3 separate regions of the Mus musculus genome follow, and regions 2 and 3 are each linked to region 1. The links are chromatin loops, found by intact Hi-C in ENCODE. Cell type or tissue: left cerebral cortex. All regions are shown on one strand.

Region 1 (8,000 bases):
GATAAAACAGCCAGTGGAAAAGGCATCCTAAAACCAGGTCACATGGCAAAGATAAGGAGGCAGTCCTTAAGCAATTGGAACATAAAGAGAATCCACCCAAACAAGATACAGAGAGAGAGAGAGAGAGAGAGAGAGAGAGAGAGAGAGAGAGAGAGAGAGACAGAGAGAGAGAGAGGCAGAGAGGCAGAGAGACAGAAACAGACACAGAGAGAAACAGAGAGAGAGACAGAGACAGAGAGATAGAGACAAACAGGAAGACAGAGACAGAGACAGAGACAGAGACAGAGACAGACACAGACACAGACACAGACACAGACACAGACACAGACACAGACACAGACCAACACACAGAGACTCTCAGAGGTACTCATGAGGCTGGAGTTGGGCAGGAAGCTCATGGGAAAGGATGGGGATGGCTTGCCCCTCCACTACTCAAGGCTGCTGCATGCTTCTTGCAAGCAGGTTCCAGAGACACAACCCAGACAAGGAATCACTAGCTTTGTGCCAGAAAGCTGTACCAAGCCAGCCAATGAACAGTTCCACAGGAACGGTTTTTATGACTTTATTTACTATTGTGTGTGCTGGGGGTGGGTGAGAAGATTACTTTTGTGAGTTGGTTCTCTCCTTCTACTGTGGGTTCAAGGAATTGAACTCATGACTTTGGGCTCATAGAGCAAGTGACCTCTGTACCCTGCTGAGAACCATCTTGCTGGACCATGAGCAGTTTAAGTATCCATTGTCCCTAGTTGTCTTTGTATAGTTATAGTTTCTGTATCTCATTCTAAAAGAAGGGTGTCGGAGTTATCTCTGCCAGGGTGACCTTGACAGGTGGCTTGGCTGTGGGCTGTGCCCCTGCCGCTTTGTGGTTTCCATCTTAGGGAAACACACATCATGGTGTACAGGATTATGCATCACTTTAAAAACAGCAGGTCTATTTTGACTCTCGCTATAGACTTTTCATCAAACCAGGCAGACAGCAGGCACTGAGCGGATCTGTGGTGTTAGTGACTTCTGAGCAACCAGGGGCTGGTTAGTGGGGATTTCAGAGGAGGTGTCAGCAAAGGAAATATTGCAGATGTGGCCACCTGTCCACTCTTCAAGGCAAAGTGTCACCACATCCACATGAGGAGCCATTGGGTCATTTTAATACAAGGTCACAGTTCACCCTGCTCTCTCACTTTGCTGATGTCCCTGATTACGCAGCAGCAGCAGCAGCCAGCAGCCGCCGCCACAGGGGTCAGTAGTGGTCACAGCAGTGTTTGTGCACTGAGCCTGGGATGCTTTGAAGAGACCACATGAATTCTGTAGAATATGAGTGGATCTAAATAGACCTGTTTCTGAAGATGGCTTTTCCACTTGACCTCAGGGAAACCATCATTTCAAACAGAAAAAAAAAATCCCACTAGAGTTTCAGCTGAGATAGTTTTGAGGATGTTGATGGGAGGAATCTCTCCTACACTGGTCTGGTCTGAGCATTGTGCTGCTCAGAACCCCTCTTGGCTTTAGGGGTACAGCGGGAGGAGGGATTGCAGGGTATCACAGTTTTCCATTTGCACTGGGAGCTTTCCAGGGCACTGATAACCTTCAATCCAGCAGTTTGGCATAGCTCCAGGGTATATCCTAAGACACTTTCATCTTCGTGTGGCTGTGAAGGCAGCACAAAGGCGGGATGGTGTTCACTCAGGATCTGGGCAGACACAGAGAAAATCATGAACTCTTCTTTCTAGATCAGTGCCGCATCCCCAGAGCCCCAGCAGCCAGCATGCTACTCTGGAGGGCGTGTGCTGTGAAGAAAATGAAGGAATGCAAAGCGAGGTGGCATTCTCTTCACCTGGCAGAGATACTGTCACCAGAAGTGTGCCTGTAGTTGTCATATGTCAGCGGACCACCCTCAAGCTAAAGGCAAGAGTGATGTGTGTGATGTTTGAGAGCTCTATGCTGGTCTCAGTGGCTTGGAGTCCACTGTTGCATTGTGAGTAGTCATACTTTCTAGAGAACAATGTAGGTGACTAAATGCTGTACATCTAACCATGGCTCCATCAAAAAGTTGGGGACTGCGTGGCAACTGCTGTGACAAGGACCCTTTTTAAAGGCTAATAAAATAAAATAAAATGAGGCCTTCAAAAGCAAGGTTTGGGAGCCAGAGAGAGCTTAGCTTAGCTGTTAAGAGCACTAGCTCTTATTTCAGAAGACCCTGGCTTGAGTCCAGACATAGGTGTGGCAAGGCTCACATTCTCTACTGACCAAGCACTGACAGCTTTGAGGGTTCCTGTAACCCCAGAGGTGTCCCTCATGTGGCTTCTCAGGTTTCAGTGGCTCTGGTGGTGGCTTTCACACAGCTCATGGCTGTCAGTTGCTCTGATAATGTCTTCCATATATACCATCAATGGTGTTTCCCACATCACTTTGGAAGTTTCCAGTGGCTCTTCCAGCATCCTTGACTGTGCCGAATATAGAAGAAACACATTCTCCTCATAGAGCCACAGATCCCAAGATCAAGTGGTCAGAGTTCAGGGGATTTTCCATTTGATAGCAAGGGGGTCAAACAGCAGGTATGTCTAGAGCGCACCGCAAGTCTCATTCCAGATGGTGACTCTTCAGATGAAACAAGTGAGGACCGAGGGCGCCGTTTCCACTATGTTCACTCTAGTGCCACGGACTCCCTCACACTAGCTGTCAGGCACTCCTCGAATTATGCAGTTCTTGTAACAATTGACAGTGATGTGGTCTTTTAGTGACCCCCGTCTGTATACCGATGGGCGCCAGGCAGTGTGGCAGCTGGCAGGGCTCTTTCCAAACGCTACTTACTAGCTTCTTACCTTCTTAGCTAGAGTTTATGCAACTCAAATTCATATGCTTTCCCTCAGTCTCCCACCCACGCCTTTCCCAGTTTTCTCAAACCCACCTCCACTCTCAGCCTCCATCTTCCTTTATAACCCGGTGAACTTTGCCAGCCCTCCTGAGGAGCAAGAAGCCGCGCACCTCTCCCCTTCCTCTCCTCCCCCTGGTGGGCGGAGCAGCTCTGCTTCAGCTCCTGTTGCTATGACTCTGTTGCTAGGATCAGGCTGTCTCCATCCCCGGCAGGAAACATGTAATGAATTATGGATGGCTGATTCTCTCGGAGAGACCTGATCTGTAATGCAGATGAGCTCAAAGCACCCCCTTTTCTTCTGGTTTCTTAAGAAAAAAAAATCAGTTTTAAATCTGACGGAGCGCTGTCCAAGCCCCAGTTGCCCCTGGCAGTGGCTTCTGCTGAGATGGGTGCTGATTTTCATGCAAAGGGCCTGGGCCAAGCTCTGCTATTTGTGCTGAGGGCCTTGCAGGATTTTCTCTGGTCCTGTGACCCTGTGGGGCATGCTCGCTTTTCTCTCTCTTTTTGTGCTGAGAGGAGAAATGGAATATAAACACTAACATGACATTTTATACAAACACTAGACATGACATTTTCTAAGTGCATGGCCTCCTCCTGTGGGCACAGTGCAAGCACTGAAGGCCAGGTCTCAGGTTCATCCATTCTCTCTCTCTCTCTCTCTCTCTCTCTCTCTCTCTCTCTCTCCCTCATTTATAGCTCTCCCCGCACTCCCCCCCCCAACCCGGTTCCAGCCATCTTTGTGCACAGAAGCCCGCAACAGCGAGGGCAAGAGAGGGCCTGCATTGCAGGGTCACTGTCAGCATAGTGGCTTTGATGCTACCCCACTGCCCTGAGGTCACGGGTCAGAGGACAGAAGCTCTGTCCCCTACCCTTTCTCTTTCCAGCATCCAGAGTGTATGTCCATGAGCGTGGATGTCAGGAGGAAGTCTCAATGCCTATTGATCATTCCATGTGCCCTGTGGAGCAGCTCTGGGCTCCAGGATGGGTAGCAGTGTTGCTGTGGTACAGCTTGCTCAGAACTATTGGCAGGATTTTTGCATCGTGAAGAGGCAGCCAACACAATTTGGGAACGTCTTTGGTTTGCTCTGGAGAGATGTTCAGAGGGTAAAATGCACACAGGCGCTGGGTGTGGGATGTGAGACTGTACCTCCAGTACTGGAGTAGGAACTGGTATATCCCAGGGGCTCACTGGCCAGCCAGTCTACGAAAACAGTGACCTCTGGGATCAGTGAGAGACCATGTCTCAAAAAATAAGTTACTGGGGAAGGCAGGAGAGCCAACATCTGGGTTCCATATGTGCACATACATGCTTCCCACACCTGAGCGGATGGGGGAGAACATCAAAGCTAAAAGAGAGCTGGAGAGATGGCTCAGCAGGCAGGAGCACTGGCTGCTCTTGCAGAGGGCCTGCTTTCAATGCCCAGTAGCTGCCAACTGTCTTTAACTCCAGTTCTAGGGGATCTTCTGACCTCCGCAAGCACCAGGCACTCACAGGTGGTGCACAGACATACACGCAGGCAAAACACCAGAACACATAAAAATAAATGATTTATTTACTTAACAAACAAACTTAAAAAAAAGCCTTTTCCAGTTATCCATGTGACCAGAAATTAAATATCCAGACTGTATAAATCATTTTTAAAATTAAAACCAAACTCTCTTCCCCTTATCCAGTCAATAAGCAGGTGATTGAATTGAATAGACACTTCTCAAAATAAAAAAATATAAGTGGCTAATAAGTATACAAAAAAAAAAAAAAAACCAACCCACAAATGCTCACAGAATCAGTATCCATCAGGGTAATACAAACCAAGTGAACACAGAGATTACATCTCCTGTCTATCAGAACGGTCATTGCCATAACAACAGGACAGGATTGCACCCTTATCCACAGCTAATAAGAATGTAAAACAAGGGCTGGTGAGATGGCTCAGTGGGTAAGAGCACCCGACTGCTCTTCCGAAGGTCCGAAGTTCAAATCCCAGCAACCACATGGTGGCTCACAACCACCCGTAATGAGATCTGATGCCCTCTTCTGGTGTGTCTGAAGACAGCTATAGTGTACTTACATATAATAAATAAATAAATCTTTTAAAAAAAATGTAAAACAAAAACCCAAACTTCATACGATCCAGCTGTACCATTCATGAAAATATATACCAAAGGAACGTCTATCACAGATTGGAGATACCTGCCTAGCCATGCTCACACAGCCAAGTCATGGGCTCAGTCTAGCTCCCCATCATCAGATGAGTGGATGACGGAGGTATGGTACTGGGGCTGGGGAGATGGCTCAGTTGGTAAATGTCAGCCATGCAAGCATCAGGACCTGCTTATAGATCCCAGCACCTACATAAGAGCTGTGTGTGGGAGAGTATGTCTATAAACCCAGAGCAGGGGTGGAATGGAAGCAGGAGCATCTCTAAAGCTCCCTGGCCTGGCAGCTTAGCAGAATCAATGAGCTGCAGGGAGGGTTGGTGAGAGACTCTTTCCAAAAAGGATAGAGAATGTTTGAGGAAGACACTCAGATTTGACCTCTGACCTTTGCGTGCAGCCATACCCACCCATACATTTGCACATGCATATGGAAATGAAAATGCCTTATGATGTTACACTCAACAGAAACGGTTATACTGTTTGCAAGAAAATGGGTGGAACTGGAGATTATCTTGCTAAGCGGGGAGCCAGACTTTGACAAAAATCACATTTTTATCTCACATATGAAATCTGGATTTTACACACACACACACACACACACACACACACTCACACACACACAGAGAATCACCATGAAGCTAGAAGGGGGACCATTTAGGTAGAGGAAGGGCATAGCAGAAGTGAGGGCACAATAGTGTGCCCTGTCAAAGAGTGGGAAGTACTTGCACAATGATGTCACGCAGAAAAAGGCAATGTTATTTTGAAATCTATTCTTTGTACAGCGAGTTTACACTAGTAAAGAAAAGAACCTCACGTAGACTGAGCACAGGGAGATTTGGGACCCTCAGGAGACTGAAGACAGCCTCTTCTGCAGCCCACCCCACTGCAGCCACCAACTCAGAACAAGGAGCCACTGATACAGCATCTAGCGCACATATCACTCCCAGTCGATGTTGCTTCTGTAATTCAGACTCTTGACCAGAGACCAGGAGATTCAGGCACAGGCAGGCTCTGCCTTAGGAGGGAGGTAAGTGAGACTCACTGGCTTGGAGACCCGCAGAGGTTGAAAAACAACAAGCCAATTTGCTGAAAAGGTGCCGGGCCAGCACAGGCAGAGATGGGGTGTACTGGTTACTGCCTGCCTCACAGCAGGCCTTCTCAGCGCCCTATGCTCACAGCCATCAGGAGGAGGAAGGGGAGAGAAAGAACTTTTTTTCAGAGGCCGAGTCTTCATGCTAGGATGACGAAAAAGCACTTGAGGTGAGAATTACATTTGTTGCCCCCATCTGGGAGTGTTTATTGAACAGCAGCCGGGTCAGTGCACGGAGTCAGAGACACGAGGTCTCAAGTAATGGATTAGTGGGGCAAATCTCACAGTTTCCTTCAGAATAGCATACATTTGTTTGATTCAGTCTCTCTCTCTCTCTCTCTCTCTCTCTCTTTCTTTCTTTCTTCATTCATTTGTCTTTCTTCTTTTTTGTCAGCGATATGGAGGTTTTGTGAGTATTGGGCCCCATAATGGGCAGCCATAATTGCCTTCTAATGTGAAAAATAGCAAAACAGACAGGGAAATGCCCCAGGGCCTGGGCTTCTCTCTTGAGTCTGGGTCCAGAGAGCTTATCAGTCAGATGACAAGGACCAAGTCCCTGGTACCCAAAGCATGGTGCTGCAGGGGAGTGGAGCTGCAGGGGGGTGGAGATGCAGAGTGGTTCCCCTTTCCTGGCTGAGCAATTGAGCCAGCGTTCTCCATTCTTCTGGTATGTACACTCACTCAGCTTTCCTATGTGTGATGGGGATTGTGCGGTGGAGGACTCACCTGGGAGTGGGCAGCTCACATGGCAGCAGATAGACAGGGTGATAGTTTGAGGTGTTAGATTATCGTGAATGTGTTCAATTCGGGAACACCTAACACCAACAGGGCCTGTAGGAAAATGATATATTTTTTCAAAAGATTTTTTTTTTGCTTTATAGTTTCTTTTCATAAAAACATTGAAGAAAACACACAAATAGACGCCCCCAGGACCTGCCTCAGCCCCTCTTTGAGGGCAAAGAAACTTGAGTACAGTGGAGATGTTGTTACATGCACTCCTCCTGGCAAGATAAATAAAGCACCATGCAAGAGGGCGGTCCTGTTATCAAAACACAGCCCTGCCGACCAGATCTGCGTGATTATTCAGGCATTATTAATGGTTGTGTGTGTGACCACTCTGGGCAGGAGAGAAACTGCTGAGAGGAGGGTGGAGAGAGCTATGGGCACATCTAGTCTTGACGCAGGGAGGGAGCTCAGAAGGTTACTGAGGGGTGGGTGAACGTGGCTGTACTGGCCAGTGCTTGTGTGTATGGCCAAGTTGGCCATGAGTAGAGAGCTTCTGCAGACATTAGAGGAGCTGGACTGGCTGCTCCATCATTTGCATGTTGGGCCACAGGACAGGCGTTTATGAAGGTGAACATCAAGCGAACACTTGGCTATTTTGCTGTGCAATGTTCTTCTGGGATCTCTGAGCTGGTCGACTCCTAGTGGGGTGTGGGAAGCTGATGGGTTGTTTTTGTTGTTGTTGTTGTTGGGTTTTTGTTTTTGTTTTTGTTTTTTTTTTTAGTTTTTGTTTGTTTGAGACAGAATCTTACCTTATAGCCCATGCTATCCTGGAACTTGCCTCAGCCTGCTGGCACCACAGGTGTGCCTCTTTATATCCAATAGGTGGACTGTAATCCATACTTTGAGTTACTTTCTTGGGTTCTTTTACCTACCATCTTTCTCCACCCCAATCCCTTCCAATCTCCCAACACTAGTAGGAAAGCAAGAAGTTTAGAGGGAAAAGGGGATCCATCTCATTAGACTTCTTCCTGCTGATTAGGGGTGTTGAGTTTCTCAGGATATCCAAGCCTCTTTGCTCATCACCACCTGACTAACAGCAGCAACAGGGGAGCAGGGAGCAGCAGCCTCTGCCTTTCTCAGAGCTCTGACATATTT
Region 2 (8,000 bases), 190 kb after region 1:
GGCTCACACCACTGGCCTATGGGGTAGGAGTCGGGGAGGCACCCAGATCTGAAACTATGGGCTTCAGGGCCTGCCTTGGTGTAGGGCACCCTGGAAGGTTGGCAGAGTGGAGGTTGAAAGGAGTGATGTCTGACAGAAGAGGGTAAGGTAGATGCTGGATCAAGGGACCCCCACTTCGAGTCAATATATATCTAATATTAAGGTCTGAATTTCAACTGACTGATGGCTTCTCAAACCTGAAAATTTATCTCTTAGGGGCTCTCTGCCTGACAGTAGCACCAAAATGCCCTGACCTGAGGGTTGAAATGGGTGGGGTGGGGTGAAGGGAGAGAACCTGCTAGCAGTGGATGAGGTTGTAAGAATCCTGGGATGGGGGAAATAAAATTTCTAGAAATTCTTGTTTTAATGTCAGTTGAACATCCTACGTATAGCGACTGAGTTAACAACCTTGCATTTTCTTTCTTTTTGTGGAGCTAAAAAAGTGCATTTAAAAAAAAATGCTTGTTAGCCAGAAGCTGCAGTGGGAGAAGTGTGTCTGCTGGAAGCTTGAAGTGAGTTTGCACCTGGGCTGACCCAGGTGCAGCTGGAGCCACAGTCCCTCTCAGTATGGTGACTTCCCAAGGATGAGCAGTTTGGTGCGGACCACAAGGCGGCTTTCCGGGGGGGGGGGGGGGGGACGTCCCGGAAGACAGCCCAGACTAGTCATAGACATCTTATCAGTTTTGACTTGAAATTGAAAGAATAATGATGTTTAAATATTTATAACTTTGACATTTACAGTCAGATGTCTTTTAAAAGCAGAGCACCTTCTGCACAGTGGAAGCTCTTTCTGAAAGTTTGGAGCAGTGCTGGCTGAGGAGGGCGGTGGAGAGGACTCTCAGAAGGAGGTTGTTAGAGGTGCTGGGGTGGGGGAGGGGGGCTGTGCATCCAGGAAGTGGGAGGCACACTCATCAGCCCCACACTATCAAGTCCTGAGCAGACTTAAAAAATAATAGGAGTAGGGCAGACTTTAAAAATAATCAGGGATAAGCAGGTCCAGGTCGCACCAGCTCAGAGGCAGCTCAGGTGAACTGTAACCTTGAGCACGTCTTGCTATCATCTCTACCTGCAGCTCCTCAATTTTAGAATATGTGGTATTGCCCGTGAGGCAAGGTCAGGGTGGGAGTAGGGAAGTCGATCTGTGGAGCTGCTCTTAGACCACGTCCCTGTGGAGTTCAGCATCCCCACCTCTGCCTGTGAGGCACGTGGGGCTTCCGGTGACATCCTTGACAGACACCCTTATAACTTCCTAAAATGTTGTGATAAGCTGAGAGGTGTGGGATGCTATGTCTAGAGTCAATTGTGAGAACTAAGCCACACCAATATGATGAAAATTTGCAGGCATGCTACCAGGATAAAATGTAACATAACCAATTCATAAGAGTCAGATATCTAAGTCTCTGACTTGCAGTCTAAAATCTGGGTGCACAAAAAAGTATGAGCATAAGCATTTAGCTTCATGGATACTAAATTTCTCTTGTTGACATACTCATTGTTCTATTTCTACGGAATTTGATTTGCAACCTAGCTTCACCCTATTTTAGCAACCCACCACACACACTTTGGTTTGTAAAAGGTTAAGACAAGATGAGGGACATGTCCCCTCCCTTTCTTTTGGGGACCCATGTTATTATGACTGCAAAACCTTTCCCCCTGTGAAACAGAAATGAGTCTCATAGACTATGAGTTACTGTGACAAGTTCGTCTTTGATCTGCTAGATGAGCCAGTATCTTAGAGAATCATTTGGAAATTTCTTTTTAATTTTACTAAGATTAAATTTGTTAAAATATGGTTACCACCACTTTAAAACTGATCACAGTTTTTAGCAAAATATTTTTCAAGCCTGGACAAGTGACCAAACTTAAAAATGGGGAGGGGGAGAGGAGTGTCTTGAAATATTTTAAGAGTATTTTTTAAAGCTGTTAACTGAACTATTTTTAATTTGGAATTTGCCACAGAATTCTAATAAATGAGAGAAGTCAGGCGGAAATAATCATGTATTAATTCTCTGCATTACAAAATCTTTTCAGAAGCTATTATCAGAGCAAGAGGCATTGCGGTCTGAATTCAGGGTGGGAGAAGGCCTTTGTGCGGCTGAAAGCTATTGTTCCCCTCTACAGATGAAATTGTACTTGCAAATCTGCCATTCAAATAGCCACAAAAAAAAGCTTATATGAGCAGAAGAATCTCCCAAGAAATAATTATTTTTAAGCATAAACTTTAATGAAAACAAGTTATGTGCTGTTTTTAAAAATAGGCTGTTTGTTGAAAAATCTCAGGCATATACATAAGTGAATATACAAAAGATAATAACTTATTTGCTATCTTGAAACACTCCTAAAATAGTTGTTCTAGAAAAAAGCGCTCTGTTTTAAGATGAGGGAAGATTCATGATTTTGATGTTGAAAAGGAGGAGAGAGTTCTTTGAACTCATTTTTAATGTTGCTTGTTAACCACAACAGGGTGGAAGAACCAGCTAAGCTAGCAGAGAAGAGGCCAAATGGATCTATCCAAAGAGGGAACCTGCCCCCTTGCATTTTTCCGATCCACTGGCTGCGTTTTCTTTACATCAGAACTCAAAACTGGGCAGCGGGTACCCTCAGAACACTTCGCAGGCCAATATTTTGGCTTGTTTAGTGCCTGAGGCCTGGAGTGTTCAGGAGTTTTCTAGGGTGATGTCCTGGTATTGGAGAGGGATATTTGGCCGTACTGTCCCAGTCCAGTCCTGAACTAGCCCCAACCCCAAGAATCAACTACCTTCAAGACTGAAATATCTTATTTTAGCTTAACTCGCTCTCATGCCCGTAAAGGCCTTGGCTTTGCCCAGCTTTGCCCAGCTGGTCAATACCGGGTTGTGGAAGGAGTCAAGCGCGGGACTAAGAAGCTGGATGGCGGCAGTCACAAGTCCCCTCCCCCACACGGGGAGGCTGACCCTCACAGGCCTCTGCTTTCTCACCCCGGTTTCCCTGTCCCTTCCCCCTCACTAATTCCCAAGATCTCTGTAGAGGTCGTGGAGATCAGACCATGGCGCAGGACACAAAAGGTCGTGGGTTCCCGGGAGCCTCCAGTATTCACAGCCCCAGAGGGTCCTAGCTGGGACAATGCCACAGCCCAGCCTCCCTGGCCACAAAGCGCGCTCGCAGGAGCCGTAAATGTCCCCAACAAGGCCCGTACCCACCCCAAAATACCAAAAGCACCGCAGCGCTACCGTGGCCGACTAGCACTCCCCAGCTGGGCCACTGTGCACTTTAGGAGTGGAGCATCTAGGCTGGGGGCTGGTGGGCACTAACCCTAACCTCCTTTCTCTGCTTCCTCATATTTGCTTGATTCCTAAAATCTGTCATCCTGGCTTGGTGAAAACCATTTGGACCACTAAGCCCTTTACACCAGATCGGGAAGACTCTCGGTTTCCAGCAGTAACACGCAATGCCTGGTACCTAAGAAAGCCCGAGGTCTGCTGACTTCGATGGACAACTGAAGAACTGAGCAGAAACTGAGTGGGATAGGACCCAGGCAGGCAGAGGCACGGTGAGGCTCGACAGGTGGACTGCAGTACACACCTAGTTCTACCACGTACAGGGCCCTGGCAATCCTTATACTGACCCCTCTTCTTTAAAGCAGTCCAGCCTGGAGCGTCGCGTTGCAACGAAGACGCAAAGGGACTTCGGCTTTAAAAGTCAATGATGCTGATTTGGGGGCTACCCAGATGTCTGGGGGCGCAGCTTCTTTAACCGCAAAACAGGCGGGTTTTAGGAACCAAACCATTAGTCAGAAATGAAATAAATAAGCTCTTGTTCTAACAGCTCTGAGTCAGAAGTTTTTCTGGCGAGTACGCGACCGCCCCACCTGGCGCGCCCGGGGGGTGGGGGTCTCGGATAGATAAGGGTGGGAGAAAGTGTAGGATCCCTCTGGGGCAGGGAGGTAGAAGCTCAAAGGTGATTCTTGGAGAGGCTGGGATTGGGGAGTCAGAGGACTCCTCACTTTCCTGGGCCGCCCCCACCTGCTTCTCTGAACGCTCCGCCCCGGGCCCACTTGGTCCTCTTAACTCGCCGCCAGCTGGGACTATCAAATGGCACAGAAGCACACCCGGGACCCCAGAAAGGAGAGAGTAAAGAGATCTCCAAAATGCTGCCAGAGGAAAACGTCCCCAGACCAGTCCCCTTTATGCTAGCTGCTCATCTTGTCCTTCATCCATCCTCCCTCTTTGCTCATCATACCGTATGTCTCCATCTCCTCTCATCCTCGAGGCCGTTTTCTTCAAGTTCTGAATTTCCCAGAGGCCCAGCCTTATGACAAGCCGAGAGGAGTACTCAAGAGAAGTCCTACAGACCACTATCCCATTATCCCTTGGGGAAGTCTCCTCTGTCTCTCCCTTCTAATCTGTGCGCTCAGAAAGAACTACCATCGTGGGCACTCCGCCTCAGACCCACCTGGAGATAATTCCAAAGGTGGTATTTCCTGTTGGCCGGACCTTTGACATGTGTCCTGTGGCAAGTCAGTTACCCTCTGAACTAGGCAAGACGCCCAGTCCTGTATCTGGGGCCCTCAAGCACACCCTCAACCCTTGGAAGGTTCTGTTCTGCGCCCTGCCAGCACTAAGCTTGGTGATGGCCGGGGGGGTATCTACTCTTGATCCTTTCTGCCCCACCCCACTCTTGTCTCCTCTGCCAGGGCCCACCCGACCGCCCCTCTCAGTGCCACGACAAGGCTGGCCATCCCTGGTTACCTGCAGCAGGGAGGACGCTTGATGCCCAAGAAAGCAGGAGGTGGGGGTGTGCGCCCTGCTAAGCCGCTTCGGGGCTCAGCGGCCGCTGGCGACAGCGCCATCATCGCAACCAACTGCTTCCCTGCATTGAAGCCACTGACGAGAGGGGCCATCCTGCTTCTGACCACAAACTTCTCAGGAGGCGGGTGGAAACAAAGGTGCCGCGCGTCCCAGCGGTGGCGCGCCGTAGCACTCGCTCCGAGCCGAGGGTGCAGGCAGTTCTGCGAGGCCTGCCGGTGCGGCCCGGCGTGCTCCGCCCCAACCCGGCCCCCTGGCTAGGCGCACCGGGTCCTGACGCTGCGTGGGCGGGTGCAGGGCCGGGCTCGGGACGGTCCCCGCAAGGCGGCTGGCCGCGCGCGCAGCTCCAACCGGCGCGGGCGCCGCGCCCCGCCTTATATCCGGCCCCGCGCGCACCCGGCCGGCGACGGCGGCGCGGCTCGCGGCCCAGCCACCGGTTGCTATAGCGATGTCGTTCCCCCCCCCCCCCACATGTTGCTGACAGCAATTGGCTAAGGGGCCGCGGCTCTCCGTACACCCTCATCCGCCCAAGACTATGAATGGACATAAGCTTTGTCAGTCATTGGTACCGCGCCGGAGCCTGGGCCTTTACCGGTTCTTTCTTTCAGTCTTTCTTTCTTTCATTCCCGAGTTGCACTTCTTTCTGGCCAAGTTCAGAGTAGCATTAGGGTGAGGGAATGAAGCCTCAACTAGAAAAGTCGCCCCTCATGGCCCTACTGTGACCTTTGCTTATGGCAGGGGAAGTATTTCCTAGAGACTCTCCAGGAGAAAAAAAAAATTACGGTAAACCGAGCCCGTTCTCGCCTTTCCAAACAGAAGCACATTAATTACCTAAGGGACTCCCCCATCCCCATCCTCCCACCACCACATACTGTACATGAACCCCAGTTTCTAAGACTCAGATGCTCATAGGGAGCAGTCTGTTGAAAGCAGGTGCTAATGAGACTTTGCCACCACTCGGTCCAGGCCAATTGTGGGACTACCAGCCCAATATGTTTGACTGAGGCAGCAGTGAAAAGCATTTCTTTCTTCATCTTTAAGCTCTTGTCATCACCGTAGATGGCCGCCCGACCCCCCGGGGGCCTGTGTGTAGGATACAGGACTACCTTTCCAGTCGCTGGAGCCTACCCAATTACTTGACGTGAGCGCAGACCTGGGGCAGGACTCCAGAGGGTTTATGCTAGCCAAGCGGTCTCTAGAGTCCTCCTCTGGGTTCCGACTCTCTGCATGAGGCTCCCGGACTTTCCCTTCCCACAGTCTTCCTCCCCAACCCTTGTTTGGCCCCGGGCATGGCCACAGGTTGGACACCCTGGTGCGCTGCGCCCCCACAGAGCGGCCAGGAGCCTAAGAGCGAAACCCAACATCTGTGCGTACAATACGCTCTTCAAGACCCACAGCTGCAGGAACAAGGGGAAGAAAGGAAAGTGTGGGGGAGCAGATTTTGTCATACACAGATGACAGTCTGCGGAGGGCTCTTTTTCAGGAAACCCCGACGCATCCCCCCCCCCAATCCCTTCTCCTGCCGCCTTCCCATTGTTCCCGGCACTTGGGACAGCTGGAGACGAAGGCTTGCACGGTCGACACCCCCCCACTCCCACCCTGCTGCCTCACACTGAGAGGCTGCAGAGCCAATTCCTGGACCCTAGAACAAACTCCGCAGCCCCCACTGCAGGCCGGGCCAGGAAAGGCTGGTACCGCCTTGCCTTTTCATCCACCTGGGCGAAGCCCCAGACCTGCCTAATGCAAGAGGCTGGAGCTCCACAGCCTGGAAAGGACCAGGCTCCCAAAAGGAGGGTCCAGTGCTACCAAGTGCTTGCTTAAGCTGGTGCTCTTCCCAAGGACGACTTCCCCTGGTCACCGGCTTAAACTCTTTTGTTTAGCTTTAATTTACAGGGGCTGAAGGAGAGATTCCCCAGAGGCCTGAGACGGTGGCACAACCTGCACCAATCCTGTAGGCCTGAGTGGTTTGGAAGAGGCAGTTGGTAACTTCATGGGAAAGCTGAGTTTGAGGGGTGGCAAAGAGTATAAATTGGGCTTTCCCCAATAGTCTCTTGGGTATGGGATGCCCCTATGCTAGAGGATAGGCCCTGCAGACCCTCCCCCCCCCACACCAACCCTCACTCTCCCATCTCACCAACCCCCACTCACCCCACCCCCTGCTTAAAATCGGTTGCGGCATGGCAACCCGGAGGCGCTCCATCAGGTTTGCTAGAGTGGTCCCTTTCTGTTGCGCCCTCAACAGGCCCAGGACTCTGCAGGGCACGGAGGCCAGTTAGCTAAAGGCCTGTCCTGGCAAAGACCAGGACCGAGGTGTTTTTTCTCAAATCCTATAATCATCCTCAGAGCCCAGCCTACTTGAGTGCCCAGTGCCTTGCGTTCCATTCCCAGGAGGAGCTCTGGCACAGGAGAACATGAGACCTGGAGTCTGAGGAGGGGACCTGCCGCCCTCATCCCCTCTAGCAACCGGGCCTCTCCATAGCAACAGCCTGTGTGTAAGCTTGCCTCCAGCCAACACCACCATCACCACCCACCACTACCTCCTCCTCTTCTTCCTCTTCCTCCTCTTCTCCCTCCTCTTCCCTCGCTTCTCTTTTTCCCCTCTTCTCTGTTCTCCCCCGACTGGACTTGGAAAATGGATCACAGAATACTGGGACCGGGAACACAGATTTCTCTTTATGACAAGAAACTCAGCCTCCCAGGTACTTTAAGTACTCTTAGGGTGAAGGGATCCATCACTCAGCACCAGTGCGAGGGTGTGCCCTGCCCCATGCTCACCCATTTGGTATGCCAGGGTACTTGGCTCTCCTACTGCAGCCACAGCGCCTTAAAGACAACAGGAGTGCAGCAGGGAACACAGGGGTCTGGCAGCCTAGGGCGCGCAGGCACAAGGCGCCCGGAGATCTGGGCGGGGCAGCGGAGTCGGGGGCGCGCGGGCCCTGGTTTATAGGAGCGCGCATAGCCTAGGAGAGTTCGTGGCCCTGTTGTACTCCAGCCCCAGAGCCAGCGTTGCAAACTCAGCGGGAGGCAGTGCACTGAGAGGATCCTAAAGGCCACGAGACGCCTGGCACATCCCAGGATGCGGCTCAGAGCTATCTTTCTGTCAATCTCACTTGCTTTTCTCGCTTTTAGAGGTCCCGAACCACAAGCAAGTGTGGGATACATCCCCTCTGCTTCAAG
Region 3 (8,000 bases), 320 kb after region 1:
AACATTGTCAACCCTGGGCCAGGTAGCCAGTAAGTCATGTCACTGCAGTTGAAATATACATTATGCAATTTTTTTTTTCAAAAAAGCATATGAAATTGTTAGGAAAGAGAGAAGAGCGGGTAGCCACCGTCTGATGCAACTTACTTCATTTTACGTGACTATTTACTTTGATATTGAATAAAAATTGAATTTGTTACTATGGCAACTGCTACATCATATAGTTGCTCTCTGCCTCCGAATCACAGGGGAGCATGAAAGGCCCATGTGAGCTTGGTGCTCTCGGCGGTGGTTCAGGAGAGAAAGGTATTCACTGTAAGTTCATATTTGTGCAAACGGCAAGTACAGTGGGACGAATGTTGGTGCAGTTTTCTTTGCCGTGTAGAGCAGTGGAGGCGGGAGGTGAAGAGCTGTTAGCCTCAGGTTTGTGAAGTCAGAGCTGAATATCTGCTCCCTGAGCCCAGGAATGGACAGGCTGCTGGGAACCTCAACTTCTGTCTAGTCTGCTTACCACTCATGAGGGCTGTGAAGGAGCTGAACACGGAAAAGCGAGATGGGGCCCCAGATATTTAATGCAATTTCATGCAGATTTTCCTTTTCAAACACAAATTAGGAGTCCTGACAAGTCAACAGTCTTTTCTCAGGCCTGTGCACTTTTGCATTTAAGAGGGAAAAAAAATCCGCTTCCTTTGTCAAGAAATGCAGATTAGAATAAAATGAGGTGAATGTGCATGGAATGCCAATGAGGGTCCTGCAGAAGAGAAACAAGAGCACCCTATTCCCTATCCCAAGGGCAGTGTGTGTCCCCAAGGAGTCAGGACATGGCTCCTTCCCTGTCCCCACTGGGAACCCCCAGTGGGGAACAGAAGGGGCTTCTGGTGTCCTGGGGAATGCCTGTGGAACCTGTGGTTTCCCCAGGTTCTCAGAGGGCCTGTGACGCCTAGGGCACAGCACTCTACACTGTGATCATAGCAAGCTTGTTCCCAGATGATCCATGGGCTAACGGGGGTGAGGGAGTGTGCATGAGGCAAGCACACATTCTCATTTCTCTGCAGGGCCTCCTGGCATATGTGATCAGACATGGCAACAAGAACATCTGGAACCCAGACCCCGGCGACCTTCACTCGAATGCCTGCCACATCTGTATTTGCCACTCCACTCACACCTCACCCCCTTCTTATACATGCTTGGACACACGTTGGTTGCTCCCGTGGCTCTTCTGAATACCTACAGGCAGGCTGAGCTACCCATGGTAGAGACGATGGCCACCCAAGGAAAAGCAGCGATTCTATTGCCCAGAAATGACACCTGCACGTTTGGCTTACAGAGTCAAAACAAAATGAACCAAAGGAGCAAGAAGGGCATGGTGGGACTGTTACCACAGTGGCATCGCTGACAGCAGCACAGGACATTGCCGAATCACTGTCACTCAGCCACACCACATTCCATGTGGGAACCACAGCACATACTTCCCAGGGACCATTACTCGAATAGTCACAGGATATAAGTAGCAAGGAGGACTAGGTGAAGGTGATGGACACTAGATTGGAGCCTGGAACCCAGCAAGGCTGGACCACTGTCTCATACATACCCAAGACCCCAGGCTTGCAGAATCCCCTCCTATTTACAGGTTCACTGACAATGCTGATCTCCTCCATGCAACCAGCTGTGTGAAGGGTTTCCCTGAGCTCCTCCCACATCAGGGTGCACAAGCACCCACTTCACCACAGGCCTGTCCTGCCTCTGCCGATGACTCCCAGTGCTTATCATCCTTGACATTTATCTACGTGCAACCTTCACCGAAGGTCAGGGGTGGTTTTCATCGCGTACTGTGCTCTGCCTAGGAACAACACACCCTGTGGGGTGGACACAGATACATGATGGCCAAGGACACCAGTGTCACAGTCTATCAGAGTCAGTGGAGACCCAGGTGACTTTACCATCTCCAGGGCTGCCTGCTCACGTTGGTGTGGATGTGTTGTCACTTAGTACAGTTGTATGCCATCTTTATGTAGATGGTACAGTGTGATACTACTGACTCAGGGCTGCTGCACACACTCCACATAGTAAAAATCTCCTGTTTTTACTGACGCCCTACAATTATATTCATGGATCCAAGGGGAAACCTGCTAGGTGAGTGTTATGTAGGGATTCTCTAGTCCAGTTTGCGGCATCTTGAATCTCTAATGATTTCAAAGGAATAGGCCAAAAGATACTGAAGAACAAACTTACAACCTCCAACCTCACCACAGGATGCCTGGCCTGTGAGCAGCAAAGTGTCTGCATGTGTATGTATTGCTGCCTTAAAGGCACCAATGTGTCTGCACATGTATATATGGTTGTTTTAAAGTCAGCAATATATATACATGCAGCCACCTTACAGGCAGAGTTCTTTCTTTTAGTGATTTCAAGGAAATCACAGAATTCTCCTGATTTATTGCACTACAATCATCACCTTCCTCCAGTTTTATATTTTAAGACTCCCCCTCCTTTCTTCCAACTCTTTCTTCTTTCATAAAGCTTTTTATTCCTCTCATTTCTCTGCTTGGCGAGTGGACTCCTTACATAAATGCTGCAAGTTCAAACTCTAAATCAAAAGATCAGGCTTTATGTTTTTGGCACAGAGGGCCCCGCCGCACAATGGCTCTCCCATTTGATTTGGCCCAAATATTATTTCAGGACCCAAGCTCCTCTTAGCCATCTAGAGCCACTGGACTGGACATGTTTGTTTACTTATTCATTTATTGCATGTGTGAATGTGCATGCATGGACACATGCCACGATACATATATGGAGGTTTGAGGACAGCCTGTGGGAGACAGCTGCCTATCCCACCATGTAGGACCCAGGGACTAAATTCAGATTATCAAGTTTGACAGCAACTGGCTTTATCCACTGAGCCTTCTCAATAGCCCTGGGCTGGGATTTTTGATGAAAGAGGCTTAAAGCTACAACACTTCCATCAACAGAGTATGGTAAGGTGGGATTTGGAGAAAATGAGGCTGCTTCCCCATATCACTTCCTCACACCTCGTGCTTTTTCTTTGCAACCATGGATCCCCTACACAGGGTCTCAGCCAGGGTGTGCTTTAGGAGAGCCCCAGTAGTTTGTGGGGCAGAAGCACCCCAAGAACTCTTGGGGTTTCCAATGGACATGGAAGATGGACTTATTTGAAAGCATACAGTCCCTTCCTTTGAACAAAATTCTTCCTTAAGCTCTGAGTAGCAGGAGCATCAGAGGCACAGGGATGGTTACAGGGGTTTGGATGTCTGTGAAGAACAGTTATTGAGCTTGCACAGGCAAACCTCCTTGACTCTTAGAAGAGGTCTGGAAACTTTTTGGAGAGGTTCCTGAGAACCCACATCTGGTCTCAGCCACTCCACTGAGTGGGAAGCCTCTCTCCAGCAGGAGGAGCTCAGTTCCACCAGAGTAGCTCTTGCCCCTTCCCCCACAAGCACTGCTCTTGGACTCCTCCCTGCTGTGGTCTTTAAGGCCACCATGGTGATGCTGGGCCAGATAGTCTGTTCTGTCTGCCTTCAAGGTTGGGCAGATAAGCTTCAAGGCTGTTTATGGCTAGCATCAGAACTAGAAGCAGCCCCACTCCATAATGAGGGGGACCCATGCCTGGTGGAAAACTTTCTAGGCTGGTTTCTCAGCACATTCTGAGCTTTTCTTCAGGGCTATTATAATTGTCCTCTGGAGGAAACACAGCTTCATTAATGTGACTAAAATGTGAAAAGTTTTCAAGGTGTCAGAAATTAGATTTCGAAATACATCAAAATACCACCCATCTATTCGGGATGCGTGTGTGCACCACAATCTCCTCATTTCCTGTAAATTTTGTTTTGAGATATTTCTATTTGGCTTAAAAGGTTCTAATTCTGCTATCTGTCATCACACGTGTGAATTACAAGTGCCTGGAGCAGATCTGTAAATGCTGCTAGATTTCTAGCAATCACACTCTGCTTTACATTCCAGAGTCAGGAATCAAAAGAATTCGAAATACGCTAAAAGAAAAAAAAAAAAAAAAAGAAAGAAAGAAAAGAAAGAAAAAAATTCATCAAGACCAGGCTTACTGGATGAGAGAGTTAAAATTAGGAAAAAGATATGATTAGGTTTCTAAAAATTTTCTCAGCTTGAATCCTTTCCTCCCATTTTGCTACTGTAAATGTTCTCTGCCTGTCAGAGCAGCTTCCAGCCTAGAGCTGGCAAGGGATATGCCAAGGAAACATGTGGAGAGCTGGGCTCAAGGCCACGGCAGTGATACCAGCCAACGCTAAAGGTTCAAGAGGCACCAGCTTTCAAAGTGGCTGCTGGTTGAAGCAAGGGATTATAAAATAGATATTTGGGATAAGGGGCTATCTCCAGGAAGCACCGTGGCAGCAGGCTGAGCTCTTCTGAGGGCTGCTGGCTTGAATCTCAGGAGCAAAGGTGACTAGCATGGCAGAACGGTGAGGCTGAGGTCAATGGGGAGTCTCCTCCTGCTAACTCTGTCCAGACATTTTATATCTGCTATCGAAGAAAACCTGCACAAGCTCTTCCAAGGTAGACTGACCTATGCTACAGTAGAGGATACAGAACCATGAGGTAGACTGTTTACCATGAGGTAGACTGAGGTAGAGACACTAACTACCTGTAGAGCAGCATAGAACATGGAGCCACAAGGTAAGAAGAAAGACTACTCTAAAGGCATCACTGCAGAATGGAAACAGATATTTATGGTGAACACACAGGCAACCAGAGAGAAAGCCTAGATTCCTTGGTAGAAGGAAAGTGCTGGAGGCCAGAGCCTGTAAGGTGGGGTCATAAGGAGGATGAGAACACAGCTTTCCAACCTCTCCACCCCAGAACAAGCAGCTGTGTTCTGAACAGGCCACTGCAGAGCCAATCCTCAGGCTCAGGGTAGGGTATGAGAGTGTGGGTCTTATGAAAGAAGCCAAGAAAAGCTTGGAAAATGCTTGAGAACCAGGTCTATCTTAAGCAATGGGGTTGGCCCACTGTGCATCCTGACTGCCCTGGAGCAGCCGGAGGCCACACTGCAATAAGGGATGAGGTATTCAGCAACCAAACGCATGAATCACACCGTGGCCTCCCGTGTGAAGTGGGGTCTTATGCACCTGCTGCCTGTTCCTGAGTGGCTTACACACTCAACTCACGGTGTCTACATTTTCTGAAACTGGGCCATACCAATGAGTGCTGCCTGAATGTGGGTTGCTCTCAATGGCTGGATGCCACCATTTCTCCCCAAAGAAGAAACTGAACTGGAAATAGCCCCCAGCACATAAACTTGTCCTCAGCTAGAGGCAGGCAGTAACATCTAAGTGCCCACTGTCCAGTCTCCACACCACACTGTTCTCTCTGACATGGCCACTGTCCCTCATTTAGATATAGGAGATCTGAAGCCCCAAGACATTTGGCTTCTTCCTTCCTTCCACTTCACTGGCTGTTAAAGAAACAGTAAATAATCAGAGTGTCTTCAGCTGTCACCTGCTCTGCTCATCCAGCATAGCCTCAAGAACACACAGAGAAGAGTGACATTTGTCAGGCTCTTAGAATGTCCTTTGAGAAGTTTCTATCAGTTATAGACTCTCTCACTCTGCTGTCAATAACTAAGGCGCCCCCAGGCACTCAAGCCCTCTTAAGAGCTTCCAGGAAGTCCAGGTCTCTGAGAACAGCCACCAATTAAACAGCTACTGGCTCCAGAAGCCAAAGACCTGGTTGCAGAATCAGAGCCTCTGCAAAGCAGCTTTGAGTCTCTAAGTGGTTCCGTAAGGACAAGCCAATGTATATAGCGGGGAACACTTACAAACAAGCACTCCTTAATACTTAATTAACTTTAATGGCAAGTGCTGTGAAATCTGAATTTCAGACACAAGAGCATAGATTGGCTTTGGTCCACGCTGACTTGTGAGTGGCTACATGCAGCTCCCAGGAGGAACCTCAGTCACTGTTACATGTGCACTTCATTACACTGTCAGTTGGCCAAGAGAGCAGCCACCAGCAGGCACAGAGAAGACATAGTGTCTGGTTGCAGCGAGGCAATGGCTGGACACCAAAGAGTCTGACAGCATCAAGTCACTTCAAGGACAGATTCATAGCTCTGCACCTTTGTTTAAACACACATGTCTAAGTAACAAAGACACCAAATTCCCAAGGAAAGAGTGATTTCCAGGAACTAACTCATTTTCAATAATTTAAGTCCTATACATCATCATCTTTCCTGGAGTTTCCTGTTTGGTTTGTGATAGATTTTTCTTGGGGAGATACAAAACTATGATTTCAAAGGCATAACATAAGTAGTCACATTTGCCTACACCATTAGTCAGCATCTATAAACACTGGGAGGACCGATCTCCTACCAGCTGAGCCAACAAGACGCTACGTGGATTAGCCACACAATGAGCCAAACCTATGCTCTTGAATTTCACCAGCCAGCCAGCACTGAGACACCTGGTGGGCGTGAGGGCATCCATCTCTTATAAGGATACTCCTCAACCTACTCACCGGCCTGATTCCACTTTGAAGGATTGTCAGTCCAGTTGCCTTCTCCAGCTGGTCTTTGTTGTCAGCTGTGAGAAGAAAAAGAAAAATCAAAAGAACGTCAGCATAGAGAAGGGTGGGATATCGGAGAGTGTTCTCTACTGATGAATTCTCTCAAACAACTGTTTGAGCCGTCTGACTTCATGGAGATGCTATGTTGAGCAACAGGGGGGACATGGACATGGAGAACCCCATGTCCCACTCAGTATCTGGTCTGCCTCAGCAAAGCACCTCTCTATACTTTCTACGCCATCTTAGAAGGCATGCCATGCTAGGCAATCTCTGGTCCTTGAGGATTTGATGGGAAATTGTATGTAAACACACTCTGCAAACTTGAAGTTCTTATTTTAAAATGGTGTAATGTTACATGTATGTCTATGCATATACCCATTGGGAAATAATGTTTTGTTACTAGCACCCCATGCACTTGGAAAAAGCTGCCTGTCTGTTTACATCACAGGATCCAGGCCTTACTTCACTCCCTTTTAATCCACGTCCCCATCAGAAACATCAAAACATGATAGTTTTGTTTCAATAAAAGCCCACCTTTATCTGCTCCCGACTTCACATGAGGAAGACTTTCAGAGAACAAATTCTATTTGATATGATGCCAGGAGGAATGAGCTCGGGGAAACAATTAGCAGATGTAAATGAAGTCTTAGCCGTTGCAATGCCAGGGCAGCAGACACAGCTGCCCCCGCTTCCCAGAGAGGAAGTATGTCACGAGGCAATTGACCCTGGCTTATGATTTAGTAGAAATATTCTTTTGGATAAATCTCCTGTCATTTTGGAAATAAAAACCAGAAGAAAAGAAAACCTAGAATTTTACTGAAAGACCCATGAATGGAGAGAGCACTGCAATTGCTGTTAATACAGAATGAGATAACAAGAAAGGATCAGCTGTGATTACCTGCATGGATCTTGGCTAATGGAATTATGTCTTTGAGAGATGTACAAACAATATCCCATTATAGCCTACCTGCCTTCTCTACCTCTAGGGACTGTCTTATAGAAAAAAAATTCTCCCTTTAACAAATGGACATTCGTTTTTACACGTAGGCAATCCTGGCTGTGCAGAAAGAGTGAGGTGGACATAAAGAAATCCAGGGTAGGGATGGGGAACTTTAGGATCCCTTCAGGTGGTGGCATGATGTGGGGCAAGTGACCACACAGGTTTAAAACTTGGATGGCAAGAGCCTGTTCCTTGAGGTATAAAATGATGGGTTTGCAAATCTCTTGTAATGCCTGGTGGCTATGTGGAGTGGGTTAACAGCAACTCTAAGTAGGCTGACCAAGGACCTAAAGATGGAATTCGTAAACACTCCAGTTCTTGCTAGAGAACAAAGATTTCAGAGTTAGAGATTATATAGAAAGCAGTCAGCCAATACATGACTAAGCTGAATAATCTAGCCCAGGGCCAGCCAGATCTTCCTAGAAGGCAGGTGATTATCTTAGGCCTGGTG

What was found. Peaks named below come from ENCODE experiments on the same cell type or tissue, not always from the same donor. Only the 100,000 strongest peaks of a DNase experiment are listed, where the experiment ranks them.
Region 2: it touches region 1 in a loop (2.8-fold over the local background); 3 of 42 quality-filtered maps call a loop at or near these places.
Region 3: it touches region 1 in a loop (3-fold over the local background); 20 of 42 quality-filtered maps call a loop at or near these places.

The regions. Positions count from the first base shown.
Region 1 is chr12:117,340,543-117,348,542 of GRCm38, reverse strand. No RefSeq gene overlaps it. Among named protein-coding and RNA genes, the nearest start is that of Gm5441, 7.5 kb to the right of the region's middle. In left cerebral cortex, a CTCF peak has its summit at 3,003 (motif pointing left); DNase peaks (open chromatin) are centred at 1,763, 3,061, 3,961 and 5,235; H3K4me3 peaks cover 694 bases; H3K27ac peaks cover 3,186 bases.
Region 2 is chr12:117,151,065-117,159,064 of GRCm38, reverse strand. All of the region lies in intron 12 of Ptprn2 (protein tyrosine phosphatase, receptor type, N polypeptide 2), which reads right to left. Gm10421 (predicted gene 10421) reads left to right here and starts at 7,796. Exons shown (of 3, transcript NR_033538.1): 1 at 7,796-8,000. In left cerebral cortex, CTCF peaks have their summits at 4,944 and 6,530; DNase peaks (open chromatin) are centred at 4,129, 5,233, 6,117 and 7,348; H3K4me3 peaks cover 4,132 bases; H3K27ac peaks cover 3,320 bases.
Region 3 is chr12:117,021,370-117,029,369 of GRCm38, reverse strand. It overlaps Ptprn2 (protein tyrosine phosphatase, receptor type, N polypeptide 2), which reads right to left. Exons shown (of 23, transcript NM_011215.2): 12 at 6,502-6,566. Among named protein-coding and RNA genes, the nearest start is that of Gm10421, 130 kb to the left of the region's middle. In left cerebral cortex, a CTCF peak has its summit at 3,399 (motif pointing right); DNase peaks (open chromatin) are centred at 5,175, 5,761, 5,865, 6,415 and 3 more places; H3K27ac peaks cover 900 bases.